Regions from separate parts of the Homo sapiens genome. Here region 1 is linked to region 2. Evidence: read pairs that join two places in POLR2A ChIA-PET (ENCODE). Cell type or tissue: MCF 10A. All regions are shown on one strand. Links, peaks and the distances in the headings refer to the core of each region. The heading gives the core; the rest is flanking DNA. Region 1 overlaps COX17 (cytochrome c oxidase copper chaperone COX17). Region 2 overlaps POGLUT1 (protein O-glucosyltransferase 1).

Region 1 (5,911 bases), core at 302-2,801, 190 kb before region 2:
TCCTCAGATAACGTGAATGTGCATCTCTTCCTCTGGCCCCTTTTGTCTTCCCAGATAGTAGATATAAGAAAGAAATCATTAGTGGTATAATGGGATAATAAGAGTGTAGGAGCTCAGTGCTTTTATTAATCCTCAGTACTTTGTAAATAATACGGGTAGGATTGAAAGACTAGTCTGAACAAATTGTTCCAGTGGTAACAGTAAGTGCTGTTGAACCTTGAATGGTATGACAGCATGATTAAGAGTCTGGGATCCACAGTCAAGGTTTGAATCTTAATCCACTAACTTGGTGACCTTGAGCCTCATGTGTCTGTAAAATGACTCTAATAAAAGAAACTCCCTCCAGTATTATTGTAAAGGTTAATGATACAAGCCATGTCAAGTGGCTAACACAGTATACATGGCAATAAATGATCAATGAATGCTAGCTATTATCTTCACAATGATCTCACTATCCCAGGCAATCTCCCATTTGCAGGCAGCTCTTGAGCTATTGAAGGATGGGTAGAGTTTCCATGGAAGGAGAACCTATTCCCTTTGTTAAATTCCCTTTGCCTCGATTGCCTCAGACCACGTGGGTTCTCCCCAAATATCCATAGTCAGGAGTCAGTTTTTCCTTGTAATTGAATTGGGCTTAACTTGATTATTTGCAAAATCACATTTTCAGGCCTTAGAAATAAAGCTGTGTAGTCCTAGTCTTTACTTTGTGAATTTTACAAGTAAAATATTCTTTGATCATCATGAGGGGGTGTTTATCTCGGTCTCCTGGCTACCAGATGTTTTTGATGTAATTAGAAGTAGATTTATTTGGTTGTGTTTGAATGTAGGGCAAAATCAGAAAGTTAATTTCTCTGTGATAATAAGCAAAAAATTGAGCTGTTCTCTGTGCCCTTCATTTAGCATAAATATTTTACTCAGTTTATTTCTTTATAGAGCAGTGTTACTCCTTGGATATTGACTAGAGGCAATATTTAATATGCGTGATTATTTCTTATCAGATTTCCCCCCCAAAATCACTTATCTGTGGAATGTCTTCATAGGCATGGGCATATCATAAGATCAAATAAAAACAAAGCTGTTTGAGGTAATAGCGTTTGTTTTAATTCCAGCTACATTCCATTATACCCGTGTTTTGTCTCACTCCCCATCACTATCATGCATACTTAATAATGTGCTTAATGCATATTTAGATAACAAGTACATTTTGTTTTATAGTATCATCGAGAAAGGAGAAGAACACTGTGGACATCTAATTGAGGCCCACAAGGAATGCATGAGAGCCCTAGGATTTAAAATATGAAATGGTAAGCTTCTTGCTTCAAAGTTGTGTATTGCTTTACAGATTTAGCAACAATTGGGCTACATTCTCTCTGAAAGGTAGTTCACCTGGTTAATCTAAAATGCTTAAGTATCAATTTGAAAAAACCATGATTTTTCAGTTCCCAATGAAGGGAGTAAATTATGTCAGTAAAGACAGTCATTTAGCGGATTGGGGAAGGGGAGAATTGAGCTTTTAAGAAAGGGTTTGACAAAAGCCTTTAGGTCCCATGGCTTTAGGAAAATTGACTGAGGGAACTAAAAGAAACATATTCTCTTTCTTGTTTCTAATAAATATTGTGGGACTTCAGTAAATGCTTTTTTTTTTTTTTTTTTGAGACAGGGTCTCACTCTGTTACCCAGGCTGGGGTGAAGTGGCCCAATCACAGCTCATTGCAGCCTCAACCTGGGAGGTTCAGGTGATCCTCCCCTCAGCCTCCTAAGTAACTGGGACTACAGGTGTGGGCCACCGTGCCTGGCTAATTTTTTGTGTTGTTTTTTAGAGATGGGGTTTCACCATCTTGCCCAGGCTGGTCTCAACCTCTTGGACTCAGGCAATCCTCCTGCCTTGGTCTCCCAAAGTGCTGGGATTAAGAGGTGTGAGCCACTATGCCTGGCCAAGAAATGCTTTTAAGTAGGGAGTGGGTATCCCACGGAAGTATTGCTTTCTGAAAAATGAAAATGGAATTGTAGCATGCTTTATTCGAATAAAACTAAAGCCTCAGGCCATTTTTTTTTTAATTAAAAAGTAAACTTTAATGTCAAAAATGCAAACTTGGGGAAGACAGAAAAGATCACACACAAGGCTGTCACTTCACACTTGGAAGGTTGCACAGCGGCCGGGCAGAGGTGCTCCTCACTTCCCAGACGTGGGGCAGCCGGGCAGTGGTGCTCTTCACTTCCCAGACAGGGCAGAAGCCGGGCCGAGGCACTCCTCACTTCCCAGACAGTGGGCAGCTGGGCAGAGACGCTCCACACTTCCCAGACGGTGGGGCGGCCAGGCAGAGGCGCTCCTCACATCCCAGACAGGGCGGCAGCTGGGCAGAGGCGCTCCTCACATCCCAGACGGGGCAGCAGCTGGGCAGAGGCGCTCCTCACTTCCCAGACGGGGCAGCAGCCGGGCAGAGGGGCACCTCACTTCCCAGATGGGGTGGTGGCCAGGCGGAGAGGCACCTCACTTCCCAGACGGGGTGGCCGGACAGAGGTACTCCTCACTTCCCAGACAGTGGGCAGCCGGGCAGTGGCACTCCTGACATCCCAGACAGGGCGGTGGGCCTCAGGCCATTTTTAAAAGAACTTGGAACTCTTAACCCATTTTAAGTGCTGAAAGGGACCTTAAGTGGTATGTGTCCAACAATTCCACAAACAAATGATACTCTTTTGTTTGGAAGCTCTTTCTTCAGTTATCAACTTAGCTCACCCCCTCACCCCACTCCCTCTTTACTCAGGTCTCTTTCAAAAGTCTCCTTATTAGAGAGGCTTTCCCTCAACACCCCATGTAAATTACATCCCTTCCCCATCACTCTATCATGGTGCTGTCCTAAGACCTTTCTGTGAAGATGGAAATGCTCTGTATCTGCACTTGCCAGTCTGGTAGCCACTAGCCATATGTGGCTGTTGAGCACTTGAATTGTGGCTGGTGAGAGTGAGGTACTGAATTTTTAGTTTGTAAAAATTTTAATAGCTACATGTGGCTAGTGGCTACTCTATTCTATACACTGTCACCTGCATGATACATATATTTTTAATTACCTGTGTTGCTTCACGGCAGCTAGAATGTAAGCTCTGAGAAAGTAGGAATTTTCTATTTCATTTACTGTCATATCCCCACTACCTATAACAGTGCCTGGCTCATAGTAGGTGCTTAATGGAGGATTGTTAAATGAATGAATAAATAAGGAAATTAAAGCTTATAGTTATGAAATGGCCCCCAAGGTGGGTTGTGCAGTATCAGAACTGGAGCCTCAGTCTCCATGCCGATTCCCTCTGCTTTTTGCCCCTACCCTAACTTCCACACCACACTACCACTTTTAACTTAATAACAGCTGAGAGAGAATGCCAAAGCCATATGCCAATATATTAGTACTAGAGAGCCTGGCTTCTTTCCCTTGCACCTCTTTCCTGCCTCTTTGGAATTTCACATATGGCCAGTCTTCCTCACTGAGCTATAAAAAAGGAGGGATAAGGAACTTGTCGCAAGCTGATAAGAAGTTACTGTGTAATGGAAAACAGTCTAGGCTGAAAGTCCTGAGGCTTTGTTTTTATTCTCCTGATGTTTAGTTTATCATGTTTTTAAGTTTAGCTACATTTAGCTTCATCAAGACATTACTCCTCTGAATTTCACTTATTATTTATAAAAAGAGAACCATAATACATTTTGTGATTCTATATATAGTATGGTATATCTACTGTTGTGTAAATGATATACTTAAGTTGCTTTTAGAATAGATGGTTATTTAAAGAAATCCCATAATGAACTATTTTATAAAATAAGTAAATTTGAAGGGGAGTGTGTTCTTAAAAAGTATGTGTACTTTATTAACTATTTTTAAAGATGCAACCTTAACATTTGTACATGGTTTCCTTGTTCATGATCTAACTCCCTCGTCAGTTGTGTAAGCTGTAGGCTTGTGCTGAACTTGCCTTGATAAAAAGGGGTGATTAAATAAAAAGAAATGCTAATTTTAGGAATATCAAAAGCTTATCTTGGACTTCATCTGAACCACAAAGGTGGTACAATTGTTATAAGTGGCATATATTCAAAAGTATCATATGATATCATAGTTTTCTTTATGTTATCAGGGCAGAGAGTGAGAATTATGTTTGTGTACTTCATTTGTGTGTAAAAGAAAATGCAAAAGCTTTAGACTTAGAAAATCTACTGCTTAACTGATTGTGTGGTCTTGGGCAGGTCCTTAACTTTCTGTACCTTGGTTTCCTCATCCGTAAAATGGAGACAATAATACATGCCCAAACTACTTCATAGAGTTGTGATGATTCAATGTAAAATAAATCATCTGTAAAAACCAGAACAGAATAGCTCATACCTTTAGAGTTGTGGATAGCAGACATTCAGTTGAGGTCTGTTAAGTATATGACTTGATTATTATTGAATCCTGGTTACAAGAAGAACAATCTGAATCCATATAGGACCCTTCTGAGAATTCAAACTGCCATGTTTTTCATTTTCAGTGTAATAATATTTTGGGAAGAGGACTGGGTGTTGGATCCTTATTGGTCCCAGGTGTCCTATTTCCCCAACCTCCATGGGGAAATGGAAGCACAGTGAAGTCAAAAAAGACTTGCTCAAGTTAGGAGTGGATAGTGGTAGAATTAGATTAGAGTTAAGATTTTTATATTCTCTAAATCACAGGCACTTTACACTTCACGCCTTGTACTTAATGAGATTTTATTCCAACATATTCATTTTTAGGATTGCACATAATCTTGATCTTCAATCTTAAAACCTCATTATGAATGCTAATTAGAAAGACTTGTTGCGGAAATGTACAGTTGCATATAACCCAGTAAACAGGCCATTGGCTGGAGGGTGAAATCCAACACAACTGTCTGCATTGCTATAAGATAAACTTAACCTAAATCGGTATTTCTTAGACTGTTAGATCACATTTTTCTGAGAATAGCTTCAAAGGAAAAATATTTTGCAAACTTAGATCTCTCTGGCAACGATCATGAAAGTTCCTTAATTCAAAAACCTTTGTAGATTTTAATGTTATTCCTAAGTAGATCTTAATTGTACCTCAAGTGCAGTAGATTGGGAATAAATCTATTATACATTTTTTATACCTTACCTGAAAGTAGGCTACATTCACCCAGTGGTTCTTACCCAGAGGTGCACCTCAGAATCATCTGAAGAATGTTTTCCAGAATTCACAACTTGGGCCCTGGTCTGCACCTGTTGACTGAGAAACTCCTAGATGATTTTCAAGTGCACTCCTCTTTAACAACCACTGGCCTAAGTTGAAGATGAATAGCAGGGATAATGCTAGGCATAAAGTATCTGAAAATTTAGTAGTAGCAAAGGCAGAGACTTGAAAACTCAAGAAAAAATAGGTATGGTGGTGATTTTAGACAATTTTTTTCTATTTTATGACTGCTGCTTTTACTGAAAAGAGTAATTAGAAGAACCTAGAACCTCATTAGAAATATGAGGAAATAGATGGCTACTATCTTCCTGCCTTTAGGAGACAGAAGAAGCCTAAAGAACCTATTTTGGAGACTAAAGTCGTTGAAAGAAATTAAAGGACTAGTACTGAATAGTGGTGATACTCAATATTAAGTTTAACAACTTAACAGTTGGATGCTTAAAATATGCTGAATTGTACACACACACACACACACACACACACACACACACAAAACTGATCATGTATGAAAATATCCCAAGATAATCCAGAAAGAATAATTTCTGCCATTCAAACATTTGTTCATTCAGCAGATATTTATTAAGACCCTGGAAAATACTGAGGAGAGAAAGATTATCCCTCCAGTCAAAGACTTTACATCCAGAGATATAATCAAACAGGTTTAAATCCAGGGTCTTCCACCACACAGCCCCTTTTGTTATGTAGTC
Region 2 (13,066 bases), core at 5,106-7,605:
CAAAGTGCTAGGATTACAGGCATGAGCCACCATGCCTGGCCGTAATAAAGTTTTAATAAAAACACTGCCAGGCTCATTCATTTACAAACTGCCCATGTCTGTTGGCAACTGCAATAGAGACCATACGACCTGCAAAACCTACAACATTTACTATTTGGCCCTTCCTGGAAAAAGTTTGTGACCCCTGGTTTAAACCTTCAAAGTAGTGCAATATACTAGTCATAATATGGCCAGAAAAGCAATGTAAGTTTGAAAAAGGAGAATTTACATATATGCTAATGCTGGTTCATGGAACTTTCTTTACATTCACCTCACCACTGACAGGAAACCTAATCTCAAATTCTACCCAGGTGGCAATGTTCTTTGAGTGAGAATGTTCACTGCTGTAGTTCTAGTCAGATGACTGGTGATTACTTTCATAGATTTCCAGGCCTGGTTTTTGGTGTATTCTGCATCAACAAGTTTTGGGTTTTTCCGAGACAGAAGAATGAGAGGATCTCGTTCTGGACTTGTCCTATAAAAGAAACACGTGACATAAAACTGTGTGGCCTGTATTAGAAAACTGTTCCCAATCCCTGAAAGGTGAGCAGGACTAGGACCCAATGCAATGACTCTGCACAAGTGGACAATTCACTGGTGACGTGACAGCGGAGGAGGGGTATACTGGGTACTGCAGCATCTAGGTCATCCAGGGCTGGTCCCCTCTGTACCTTTAGGGTTGGGGGGTACTTGGCCCTTCTTTGCTTGCATTTGGTCTTGAAGGGTATGTTGTTCAGGTCACTATAGTCAAATCCCAGGGAATGATTTCCCTTTTAGGAAAGTTCATGTGGCTTCTATAATCACTGGTGCTCATAACTGTGAGGCTAGGTAGTCACGACTCACTAAAACAGCTACATGACCTTTGTTATGTATGCTCTGTACAGCCCAGTATAATATTTAATTTAAAAAAAATGCACAAAAACCAAAGGGCTTAAAAACCTGACGACTGTATGTGGAAGAATTTCTAGTGATGTTCCAAGTAGCAGAGGGTCTTGACATGTGAGGCATCATGGATTCCTTGATAATCTGTTAAGAACTATGAACCAACCCTCTCTCCTTCCCAGAAAAATGCACATATCCTCACATAATTTCAAGGGAGTCCTAAAACTCTTGAAGTCCAGACATGGTCCCCAAGTTAATTTGTGACTTCAAGATTTAAGAATCAGAGAAGTTGGTAAGAAACAGGACATAGTAGCTGGATAATCCATTTACCTCCTAAAGTCTAGCTCCGAAGTGAAGAGGAGGGTGAAGAGGGAGTATAATCTCTGGCAAGGACTCACTTGCTAAAACTACAAAACCCTGCTCCCTTCATGGTCTTTTCTATTCATCTGCTCCACAGATATTTATCATATATTGACATGCTAGGAACTGTTCTTGGCCTTGGGACTATGGAGCTGAACAACACAGGGTCCTCCTACTACCTTTGCCATTTTTCTCTTCTCTTTCCTCCCTGCTCCCTTCTTCATTTTCAGCAGTCTCAGTCTGTGCTCTTAACCACTATTTGGCAGCCACAGGGTGTGATAAAAAAGGCAGTCAAGAGATATGGTGATGAGTCCTGCTCTGCATTAACCAGCAGAGTACCGTGGCATGATCATAAGCTACTCCTAGGGACTGTAAGAAGACACCCATCTGTTGTGTTTGGCATCACATAATCAATGACCGACACATTTGTGACACTATGTAAAATATCTGTTAAATGACTGAAATGGATGAACTTTACTTCTTTGAATATCAACTCAATCAATGGCGATTTCGGCAAATAATGTGAATTATTCTCGAATCTAAAATTGTGATTCCACATTTCTTTCTTTGTTATCTTAGCTTTCCCTTTGAACTACAGAGCTTGTCATACCCTCAAAGTTACTTACATTTTACATTACTTGGAAGAATATCTTTGTAAAATGTCAGAAAATAACTCACCTTGATCCTCGGAAATATGCTGTAGAGTTTTTCTTTTTCCATGGCCACTGTGCTGCTGACCTAAGAATATAGAATTTAATTAGTTTCAATATATCTTTTTCAACTATATAAGAATGTGCTTTAACCATTTCTGAAGATTAGTTCAGAGCTTCATATTTCTTTTTTTTTTTTGAGACGGAGTCTCGCACTGTCGTCCAGGCTGGAGTGCAGTGGCGCGATCTTGGCTGACTGCAAGCTCCCCTTCCTGGGTTCATGCCATTCTCCTGCCTCAGCCTCCTGAGTAGCTGGGACCACAGGCGCCCGCCACCACGCCCGGCTAATTTTGTGTATTTTTTAGTAGAGACAGGGTTTCACCGTGTTAGCCAGGATGGTCTCTATCTCCTGACTTCGTGATCCGCCTGCCTCGGCCTCCCAAAGTGCTGGGATTACAGGCGTGAGCCACTGTGCCTGGCCAGAGCTTCATATTTCTAAGTAAGTCTAATCAAAGTCACTCAAAAGAAAAAGCCCTAAAGGACACTTTGTTTCCTTTTGCTACCATTTCATTGCTCTGGAGGTGCTACCCAGTTGTATCTACAAATCTACTCCCCATTAACAAGTTAACAACATTGAAAGAAAAGCCCCCAAACCCTGAAGGTCATGATTAGGTCTGTTTATAATTTGGCAAATGTGGATTTCCTCTGTACTTTAAGTAGGGTGCTACTGATGAAATTAATTATGTGTACAGAACTGCAAAAAAATAAAAAAGCATCAGAAATGGAATGAAAGGGAAATCACTCTCTGATTTTATGTTTTCCATAGGTGGGAAGTGTCATCAGATTTAGTTTGATATTTGAAAAGCACCTTTGTATTCTTAAAGCCAGACTAAGTGCTCTATAAAGATGAAGTCCTTGAAAGTCAGATCTCAGTACACATTACCATGACCAGCCTTCCTTACTGAAACTGCTAGCTCACAGATGCATCATTCTTAACTTGCTTCGTAGGAACCCTCCCTGCACAGAAGTCTGCACAGCATCTTCTCTGAAAAAGGAAGGGAAGGCTGAACTGAAGTTAATGAGGGATTGATGGGCTGGATTACAGTAACGGAGAAACTTAGGATATAAACTTTCTAGGCACAGGTCCTTTTCAGATACATATAATGTCATGCTGCTCATTTTCACTCAGCTGAGAACGCTGCTCAGTATTTTCCAGGCCCTCAGACCTCCACCCTCAGCCAACGTGGCTCATCCTCTGGCCTTTTCTGGATGGATCACCTTTACCTGATTCTCCAGTCTAAGGCCAGAACTATCTTGTTTTCCCCATACTTCTTCCTGCCCAAGCAGAGACACTATAGCACTGGATTTTTGTTGTTTTGTTTTTAGTGGAAAATGTTTCATGCTCCTCATGCAAAGTTCTCATGAAAAAGCATAAAGATAAAAGTAAGAAGTCGTCTGGAATCTCCCTGTCCAGAGGTAACAATGTAACATTTTAGCCGAGAATTTCCTTGCAATCATTTATTCATATTAGTAGCTTTCAACTGGGGGTAATTTTGCCCGTCCCTCCCACCCAGGGGACATTTGGCCATGTCTGTAGACATTTTTGATTGTTACTACTAGGGGACTGCTACTGGCATTTAGTGGGTAAAGATCAGAAATGCTGCTGAACAATCCTACAGTGGTTAGGACAGCTCCCAGGACAAAGAATTATCCAGCCCCAAATGTCAGCAACACTAGTACTGAGAAACTTTGCTCTATGTAACAGAGGTCACACCATACATACTGTTAGGTAACAATCTTAATAGGAAATATAAATAATAATAACAGCCAACATCTATATAGCACTTCACTATGTTACAGACATTGTTTTAAGTGCTTTGTAAATAAAAAATCATTCTCACAATCTTAAGAGGTAGGTTTTATCACCCCTATTTTACAAATGAGGTCCTTTAGAGGTTAAGCAACTTGCACAGAGTCATGCAGCTAATAAGAGCCAGGATTTGAACCCAGAGTTTTTAAAACCTACACTGCCTTTCCATTCATGCACGATATTCCATTTTATAATCTCTGGCAAAGACTCACTGCAAAAATTCCATTTTATAGTCATGTTATGATTCACTTCATCCTTTATTGATGGACTTTTAGGTAGTTTCCAACTTTCTGCTCTAAGAAACAACATGGTAGTAAACATCCTTGTACACAAATCTTTGCACATTCATCTGATTAATTCCTTAGGATACATTCTAGACATGAAACAGCTAGGTCAAAGGATACACAGTATACATTTCCAATTTTGATACATATTGTCAAACTATCTAACAAAACATGTATCAATTTATACTCAAAGTTACTTCTCTTTATTTCCTTGGCTCCTGGGGAAGCTGTGTTTCATATACACAAACCCAAACTGTGTATCACTGTTCTCTCTCTTTCATTCTCCTAACCTACCCATCCTCCCTCAAAAGACCTAGGTTAGGACTTGTTTCTCCAGGCAAGTGCTAACGGTGGCCACCACAGCCTGGTGCTACCCCAGCCCTCTTTTTTAAACCCTCTCTGACAGTAACAAATGAAATCTTCGATCTGTAAAGAACAATGAATTCTTCTACAGAGTGAAATATAAATCAGTGGGCACAAACTCCCAAAATATCAGAAAAATAGAATGAACAGTGGCAGGCAGACATCAGTGCAGATGGATAAACAAGCAGATTATTAAATTTTCAAGGTAACAAATGAACATCATTAGAGATTCTAAACAGAGGGTTCTAAAAAACAAAATTGTATTTCTATAACCATGAATAAATTCAATTGAATAAAATGGGAAGGTATCAAAAGAAAAAAGTATTCATATAAGATTAGACTTTAAAACATTCTATCTGCCTAAAAATTGCTTACTAGTTTACCTGGGGGAAAATGGTATTAATAACTACACGGTGGAGTAACTGGATAACACCTTGACCCCAGGAGTTTGAGTCCAGCCTGGGCAACATAGTGAGATCCTGCCTTTTAAAAATAAACAAACAAACAAATAAATAAAGTGACTCTTTCATATGTACTGACATGAAACAAAGACATGGAAAGATTACTTAGATACACCAATAAGTTAGGGGGAAAGTTGCCTGAGTTATACATATTTGTAAAATTTTATGAGCATATATAGGTTTCATAATCAGTAAAAATGTTTTTAAAGATTTTGAAAACAAAGCAGCTGCATGGCAGGTGGGAAAAGAGCTACAAAAAGAAGAATGTGAAAAGGGTATTTGCAAGTACCTGAGGAGGGGGGGAAAGGATTAGAAAATTAAGGCCAAGGCCAAGAATAACTTAGGGAAAAAAAAGTTTAAAACCTTTTTTCCAGCTTAGTGTGGTGGCTCATGCCTGTAATCCCAGCACTTTGGAGGCCAAGGTGGGAGGATCACTTGAGCCCAGGAGTTTGAGATCAGGCTGGGAAACATAGCAAGACCTGTCTCTACAAAAAATTTTAAAAAACAACCAAGAAACAAAAAAACCACACCTTTTTCCCCCCCTCTCAAAATTATGTTCAAAACCCAAAAATAAACAAGAAATGACAGTCTCAATGTCAGGAAAACACAAGGAATATTAACCAGTAAAGTAGGTTGGATAATGCACTTGGAAACCTGGTCTTTAGGCCTAGATTTGCTTCTGACCTTGACCAGATCACTAAACCTTTCTGTACCTTCATTCCCTTATCCCTGAAATAAAGGGCTGGACAAAGACAATTTCTAGTTCCAGTTCTGTAAAATATGAGACTAAGTTATTATTTTTTAAAATTTCCAAATTATACCCACTAGAGAAGTTTGTTTTTTAACAAAGGGCTCTACCCACCACTGAGGACTGCAGCCCTGTACGTTTCTTCAGGAAGGGAATATTACCTTAATCCTCTTTGAATCTTCAGCCACACTTGGGAGAGGTGATAGGTATTTATGGAAACAAGGTTGAATTGTTTGCTTTCCTTATACCTGAGAGAAGGCCTATAATGACTGTGTTTCCGGAAGTTCTCTAATTAAGCACCAAAGTTGTTTGAATCATGATGTAAAATGTAGCTAGGTAAGAAATACCTACAGCTTGGATGAGCTACACAATCTAAATTCTGAAATGATAGCAGGATGGAGTCAACAGGCCAAGGCATGTCTCAGTCATGAATCAGAGAGGATCTGGAATAAGCTTGTACTTGAGATGCTTATGGGACATTTATGCTCCCTCAGCCCTGCCTAAACTACTTAGCTCTCAATTGCCAAGTATGTTTATATTCTTCCAAATAATTTTCTATCCCCCCTATGACGAGGTCATTCATTTTTTCTTACTATGAAAGAATGCACTCTTATTTAAAGAATCTTAAGTATAGAAAAATTGAAAATACTGACTGAGCACAGGGGCTCGTGCCTGTAATCCCAGCACTTTGGGAGGCCGAGGTGGGTGGATCACTTGAGGCCAGGAGTTCCAGACCAGCCTGGGCAACATGGCAAAACCACATCTCTACTAAAAATACAAAAAATTAGCCAGGTGTGGTGGCACATGCCTGTAATCCCAGCTACTCGGGAGGCTGAGGCAAGAGAATTGCTTGAACCTGGGAGGCAGAGGTTGCAGTGAGCCGCGATAGCACCACTGCACTCCAGCCTGGGAGACAGAACATGACTGTGTCGCAAAAAAAAAAAAAAAGAAAGAAAAATTTAAAATACAAAACAAAAGTCTCTGATAATCCCTTGCAAAGAGGCATTGCTGATAGTTTAGGATAGACTATTCTGCCCCTTTCTATGGATATGTAAATATTATTAGACACGTACAAAATTGTTTACACTACAGTTTTCTGTCTTTAATTTTTAACTTAAAAATTAGTCACTTAAAAATAAATAGGCTGGGCGCGGTGGCTCACGCCTGTAATCCCAGCACTTTGGGAGGCTGAGGTGGGCAGATCACCTGAGGTCAGGAGTTCAAGACCAGCCTGACCAACATGGAGACACCCCGTCTCTACTAAAAATACGAAATTAGCCGGGTGTGGTGGCACATGCCTGTAATCCCAGCTACTCGGGAGGCTGAGGCAAGAGAATCACTTGAACCTGGGAGGCGGAGGTTGCGGTGAGCTGAGATCACGCCATTGCACTCTAGCCTGGGCAAAAAGGGCGAAACTCCGTCTCAAAAAAAAAAAAAGTAAATAATTGGTTATATTCTATGGCTTATTTCAAGAAAACCCAGAAAGAGAAAAAATAAAACCTCTTTAAAGGACCTACCTTACCAGATCTTCTCTGAAGAGGTCCCACCGTCCAAGACCTGTAGGATAAATTGGCCAAACAGCAGGTCCCCCTTCCCAAAATGTCCAAGCAGGATACATGATATCATGGTACTCTGATGTCTTCAACAAAAACAGACAGGTCGTCCTAAATCAGTCTTGGAACAGTGAAAAGAGGCAACTGCAATCATGCCACAGGATCTGGACAGCCTTGGTTTAGTGTCACATTGTCAAAGATATATTTTCCCTATTTTCCAAAGTCTAGCCTGTAGACATTAAAAGGCAAAAGTGACTATGGATTAAAAGTCATGGGCTCACTGAATTCCAGAATTCAGAATCACATTAAAGGTCAGCTTTTTCAGTTCCCCCAAATTCTGTTTTTCTAGAGGATATATACTGTTAAGATTTCCAATTTAAGGAAACAATATGCCCAATTCTGAATAATCACAGAGCTCTCTCATTGTTTAACTATTACATTTAAGAGTTTACACTGTCTTACCAGTTTTTGGTTATTTCCCAATGGGTTTTTTTGAGAGTAAGAGCCAAGAAATACATGCAATGGTTAAGAGTGTGGGCTCCTGATGTGGATCACATGGGTTTGGATTCTGACTCCACCTCTTTACAGCTCTAGGCAAGTTACTTAATGGTTCTATGCCTCAGCTTCCTTATCACTGTAATGGGGGAAACAATAATATCAATAATATGATCTAACTAAAAGGTTTATTTTGAATATTAAATGAGTTGATACACGTAAAATTCTTAGAACAGTAGCTGGCACATTGTACATACTTGATAAATATTGGCTAGTGTTATCTCATACTATGGCACTGTTGGGCTCACATTGATTGGTCAATAAATTCTTGGTTATTCACTGATCGGGGTCAGAAGTATGGATGAGCAAAATGAGAAGGGGTGTTATCACATATCTTTTGAAAGAAGTTTGAGGTTGGGCACGGTGGCTCACACCTGTAATCCCAGCACTTTGGGAGGCCGAGACGGGTAGATCACCTGAGGTCAGGAGTTTGAAATCAGCCTGGTCAACATGGTGAAACCCTGTCTCTACTAAAAAATACACACAAAATAATAGCCGGGCATGGTGGCAGGTGCCTATAGTCCCAGATACTCAGGAGGCTGAGGTGGAGAATCACTTGAACCTGGGAGGTGGAGGTTGCAGTGAGCTGAGATCGCGCCACTGCACTCCAGCCTGGGCAACAGAGTGAGACTCTGCCTCAAAAAAAAGAAAAAAGTTTAAAGCCATATGTTCCCCCCTTTTTTTTTTTTTTTTGATCCACCTGCCTCGGCCTCCCAAAGTGCTGGGATTACAGGTGTGAGCCACTACACCTGGCCTCCATTTGTTCCCTTTTTATGGTTACTTCTGTTAAAAATCTGGCCACTGATAAACCTCTAACTCTACTATTTCTTCCACTGGAAATACATGTGCAATATGCTGTTTGCTGTCTCTCAAATATGTAAAAAATGTGATTCATCAAGCACCTTAAACATAACAGCTATTCAATAGAAGCTGCACAATTAACTATAAAGTTGACAGAGTAAAACTCTCCCTTGGAAACTAGAAGTCACTGATTTAAAAAACAGAAGGGAAGTAAAGATGAACGGAAAGTTAGTATACCGACGGTCATACTTTATTATCCATAGAAACAACAGATAGATAACAAACACGAAGTCCCTACTGACTTACATGGGAGCCTCTATCTGTTCTTCTGAGTGAGTTTCATGACAAACAATGGAACCAAACACTTTCGAGAAATGAGGCTAGACCATGGGAAATGCAACACAAATGTGGCCTCTGCCCACTTGCAACACAGGAAATAAAACAAGTCTAGGGAGAAAGTAAACTATGATAAAGAAAAAGTGGGGATAAAAGGTCCCTCTGCTTTAGACAAACCAAATCAGAAATAGTGTTCCTTTTCCCAAATTTCATGGGGTTTTCCTCAATTCACTCTTACCCCATAGAATCTTCCATCCACTCTCTTCTAGCCTTCCTGCCTTCACCCCCAAATGCTTTCCTTGTCTCTAGGGAACCAAGGCCCATCCCTGCCGATACAACATTTACATGAACCTGAGCACTGACAAGACATTCCTTGCCCCCAATTCCCCAAGCCCACAGGTGTATCCTAGCTACTCCAATCTTCCATGATGAGTCTAAAAGATCACCCCCTTGCATAGCCCTCTAGGCTATCTCCAGCCTATCCCTTCAATGCACGGCTTGTACACACACCGTGTGGAGTTATCTGGCACCTTCAGGTTCACTTTTAGCCACCCTGGGCCCCCGGAATATGGTGACAGATGGGACAGCTGATACCCAGCACTATGGCTGAATATATACATAGTAGGAGCTCAACAAACTTTTGGAATGAAGGTGTTCCCTAACTCCAAGCTTTCTTGGACCCCTTCCTCCCATGCTCTGTAAGATCTTCAAGACCCACCTCTAATTCCTGTAGGTTTCTCAGGCCTCTCACGCCCTAGCCTCCATCTCTAGCCCTATAGACACTCAAGCAATCTTACACTACTTACCAGCTCTCAACTTCATCTCCTCTGTCTTTTTGCTCAATCACTGTGATGCTAATAGAGACACAGACCCATTTCTGGACCTCAGTCCTCATCCTTACCATTATCCATCAGACTATGTCACCGGACAAAGATCTCATGCTCATATCCTAGAGGACCACTCTCCATCCACCCATGTGGCTCTCCCTGTACTTACCTTACTGAAGGAGAAGACTGGGATGGCAGGCTCCATCCATTTAGGAACCTGAGGATAATCTCGTACATTGATCACCATCTCCATGTCAGGGAGACGCCCGATCACTTCCAAAATAAAGTGCTCAACACCACTACACCTGTCAACCAGACATACCATAAATTCAGCAGAGTAGTGCCTGCAGGCTCTAGGACAAGGCGAGGTCCCATTCACATTTTAAAGTAAGACAAGCCAGTGTTCCAGTGTTCCATATCATCAGTCTACTGCAAAGTCTCCTGAAAACAATGCTTCTAAAGGGGCTATTCTGCTTTTTTGTATTGTGCAAGTTCACTCATAGCTAAGCTGCTCCAGCTTACAATACTTAATAAAATTTTCCAAATAAATCGTCATAGCTTTGAAGGGAGTATTATTGCTACTTCTACCACTTTATTCATTCCAGTTCTTTTCTTTATTTCCCTTATATGGAATAGTTTAATTAGTAGACAAGATACAAACTCTCGTAATAGCTGAAATAGCTAATTTTCCACCTGTGTTCCTTTGGCTTTGCTCCTCACAAAGACACCATTTTTATTTCCATTATAATTAAGTCTCCTAGTTTATGAGAACAGATAGAAAACCTTTCATTACCTTCAACCTGAATAAAGAACATTATCAAAATCAGTTCTGCAAGCCAGAAAAAGTGTTATATACATAATCATAAATAGTGTAACACAGCTTTCTGACTAGATTCCCTGGGAAATCAGGGATTTCTTGAAAGAAAAAGAAGATACACTGACAGTTTAGCTTGTTTCTGCCTCATCCTCTGAGGTCCTGACCAGCACTATGCTAGGGGCAATATTCAAAGGCTTGATCAAAATTTTCTGGCAGCATGGAAATAACTGATTTAAAATATTGTTTTACTACTTGGGAGACTTAGGCAGAAGGGTTATTTGAGCCCAAGAGTTCTAGACCAGCAACATAGTGACACAGTAGGCAATGTAGTGAGCTCCTCTAGCCAAAAAAAAAAAAAGTGTTTTTTATATAGGGAGATAACTGCAAAAAATATCAACAGTTCACAAACATAGGAAAAGATGCTCAACTGTATTAATAATAAAGAAATGTCAATGAAACTAGATACCAATTTTACCAATCAGATTGGCAAAGATCAAAAAGTCCAATAGTGCAGTGTTGGTAAGGGTGTGAGATCTATTCACAGCATATGATATATCGGTTGTGGAAGTGTTTAGCCTCTTTGTAGGACAATTAGATTCTATTTACCAAGATTTCTCTTTTTTTAAGGTTTTTTTTATTTGAGGCAGGGTCTCTCGCTCTGCCACTCAGGCTGAAGAGTGCAGTGGCATGATCATGGCTCACTGTGGCCTCAAAAATCCTAGGCTCAAGCAATCTTCTCACCTCAGCCTCCTGAGTAGCTGGGACTACAGGTGTGTGCCAACACACCTGGCAACTCTGTATGTGTTTGTGTGTGTGTGTGTGTGTGTGTGTGTGTGTGTGTGTGTGGAGAGACAGTCTTGGTATGTTGTCCAGACTGATCTTGAACTCTTGGGCTCAAGTGATCCTCCCACCTCAGCCTCCCAAAGTGCTGGGATTACAGGTGAGAGCCACTGTGCCCAGCCTGTTTATCAAGATTTTTTTTTTTTTTTGAGATGGAGCCTTGCTCTGTGGCCCAGGCTGGAGTGCAATGGCGCAATCTCAGCTGACTGCAACCTCCACCTCGGGTTTCAAGTGATTCTCCTGCCTCAGCCTCCCGAGTAGCTAGGATTACAGGCACAGGCCACCATGCCCAGCTAATTTTTTTATTTTTAGTAGAGATAGGTTCTCACCATGTTGGCCAGGCTGGTCTTGAACTCCTGACCTCAGATGATCTGCCTGTCTCAGCCATCCAAAGTGCTGGGATAACAGGCGTGAGCCACCTCACCCAGCCTATTTATCAAGATTTTAAAATGACATTAATTGCCCTAGTTATTATACTTTTAGGAATTTAGCCTACATATATATTTACATGAGTGTTCACAGTAACAAGGATGTTCACTGCAGCATTGCTTGCGTTATCCAAAAAGCAAAGTGATGTGGTAAGGGATAATCTAAATGTCCACTGATAGAGGGCTGAATAAAGAAATCCATATAATAAGTTATTATGCAGCCATGAAAAAGTGAGGCATTCTCTATGGACTCTTATGGAACAATCTCAAAATCTACTGTTATATGGAAAAGAAATCTAAGTGCAGAACAGAAGACAGCATGTTTTATTTTGTTGATGAGTCTAGATGCTTGTAAATGTACAGACTATTTCTAGAAGGATATACAAGACACAGAATTCTAATTGTCTTTTGAAAAGAGGTCTCAGGGACTAGCAGTCTGAGGGTCTGAGGTGGAAGAGAAACTTCCTTTTCACTGAATGTCTTTTGGAGGTATCCAAATATTTTAGCATGGTAAAATATTTGGATATTTTACATATCCAAAGTGTATGTAATACTCTTTGACACTAAAAGAAAAAAAAAACTAGTTAAAAAATGTAAAAAAATATTGCAGTACAATTTATACATTACAGCTAAAATGCTCGTATTTCTTTCACATTTGGCTTTTAATTTAGTTTAATTTAATTTTTATTTTTTGAGATGGAGTTTCTTTCTTGTTGACCAGGCTGGAGTGTAATGGCGTGGTCTTAGCTCACTGTAACCTCCGCCTCCCGGGTTCAAGCGATTTTCCTGCCTCAGCCTCCCAAGTAGCTGGGATTACAGGCGCCTGCCACCATGCCTGGCTAAATTTTTTTGTATTTTTAGTAGAGTCGGGGTTTCACCATATTGGCCAGGGTGATCTCGAACTCCTGACCTCAAGTGATCCACTCACCTCAGCCTCCCAAACTGCTGGGATTACAGGTGTGATCCACCATGCCCGGCCACATTTGGCTTTTCAAATATACTCTCTTATATGATTCCATTTATAGAAAACTAGAAAATAATCTATAATTCGAGAAAGTAGTCAGCGGCTGCCTGAAGGTGGGGCATGGGGAGGAGAGGGAGACAGGGAGACGCAGGAGAGAGGGAATGCAAAGAGGCAGAAGGAACGTTTTGGTTGTGATGGAAGGTTCATTATCTTGGTATAAACATACATGAAGACTTATCAGTGTACACTGTAGGTTTTATTTTTAATTGATAAATAATAATTGTACAT

What was found. ChIA-PET counts read pairs that join two places held together with the same protein. Peaks named below come from ENCODE experiments on the same cell type or tissue, not always from the same donor. Only the 100,000 strongest peaks of a DNase experiment are listed, where the experiment ranks them.
Region 1: POLR2A ChIA-PET joins it to region 2 with 10 read pairs; 21 of 35 experiments call an interaction of 5 or more read pairs at or near these places.

Annotation. Positions count from the first base shown.
Region 1 is chr3:119,670,538-119,676,448 of GRCh38, reverse strand. It overlaps COX17 (cytochrome c oxidase copper chaperone COX17), which reads left to right. Exons shown (of 3, transcript NM_005694.2): 2 at 1,216-1,304. The coding sequence ends at 1,300. Among named protein-coding and RNA genes, the nearest start is that of COX17, 3.9 kb to the left of the region's middle. In MCF 10A, for the core only: no CTCF peak of the experiment used is centred there; no DNase peak of the experiment used is centred there.
Region 2 is chr3:119,474,281-119,487,346 of GRCh38, reverse strand. POGLUT1 (protein O-glucosyltransferase 1) reads right to left here. Exons shown (of 11, transcript NM_152305.3): 4 at 9,899-10,034; 5 at 7,175-7,296; 6 at 1,960-2,019; 7 at 415-514. Among named protein-coding and RNA genes, the nearest start is that of POGLUT1, 12 kb to the right of the region's middle. In MCF 10A, for the core only: no CTCF peak of the experiment used is centred there; no DNase peak of the experiment used is centred there.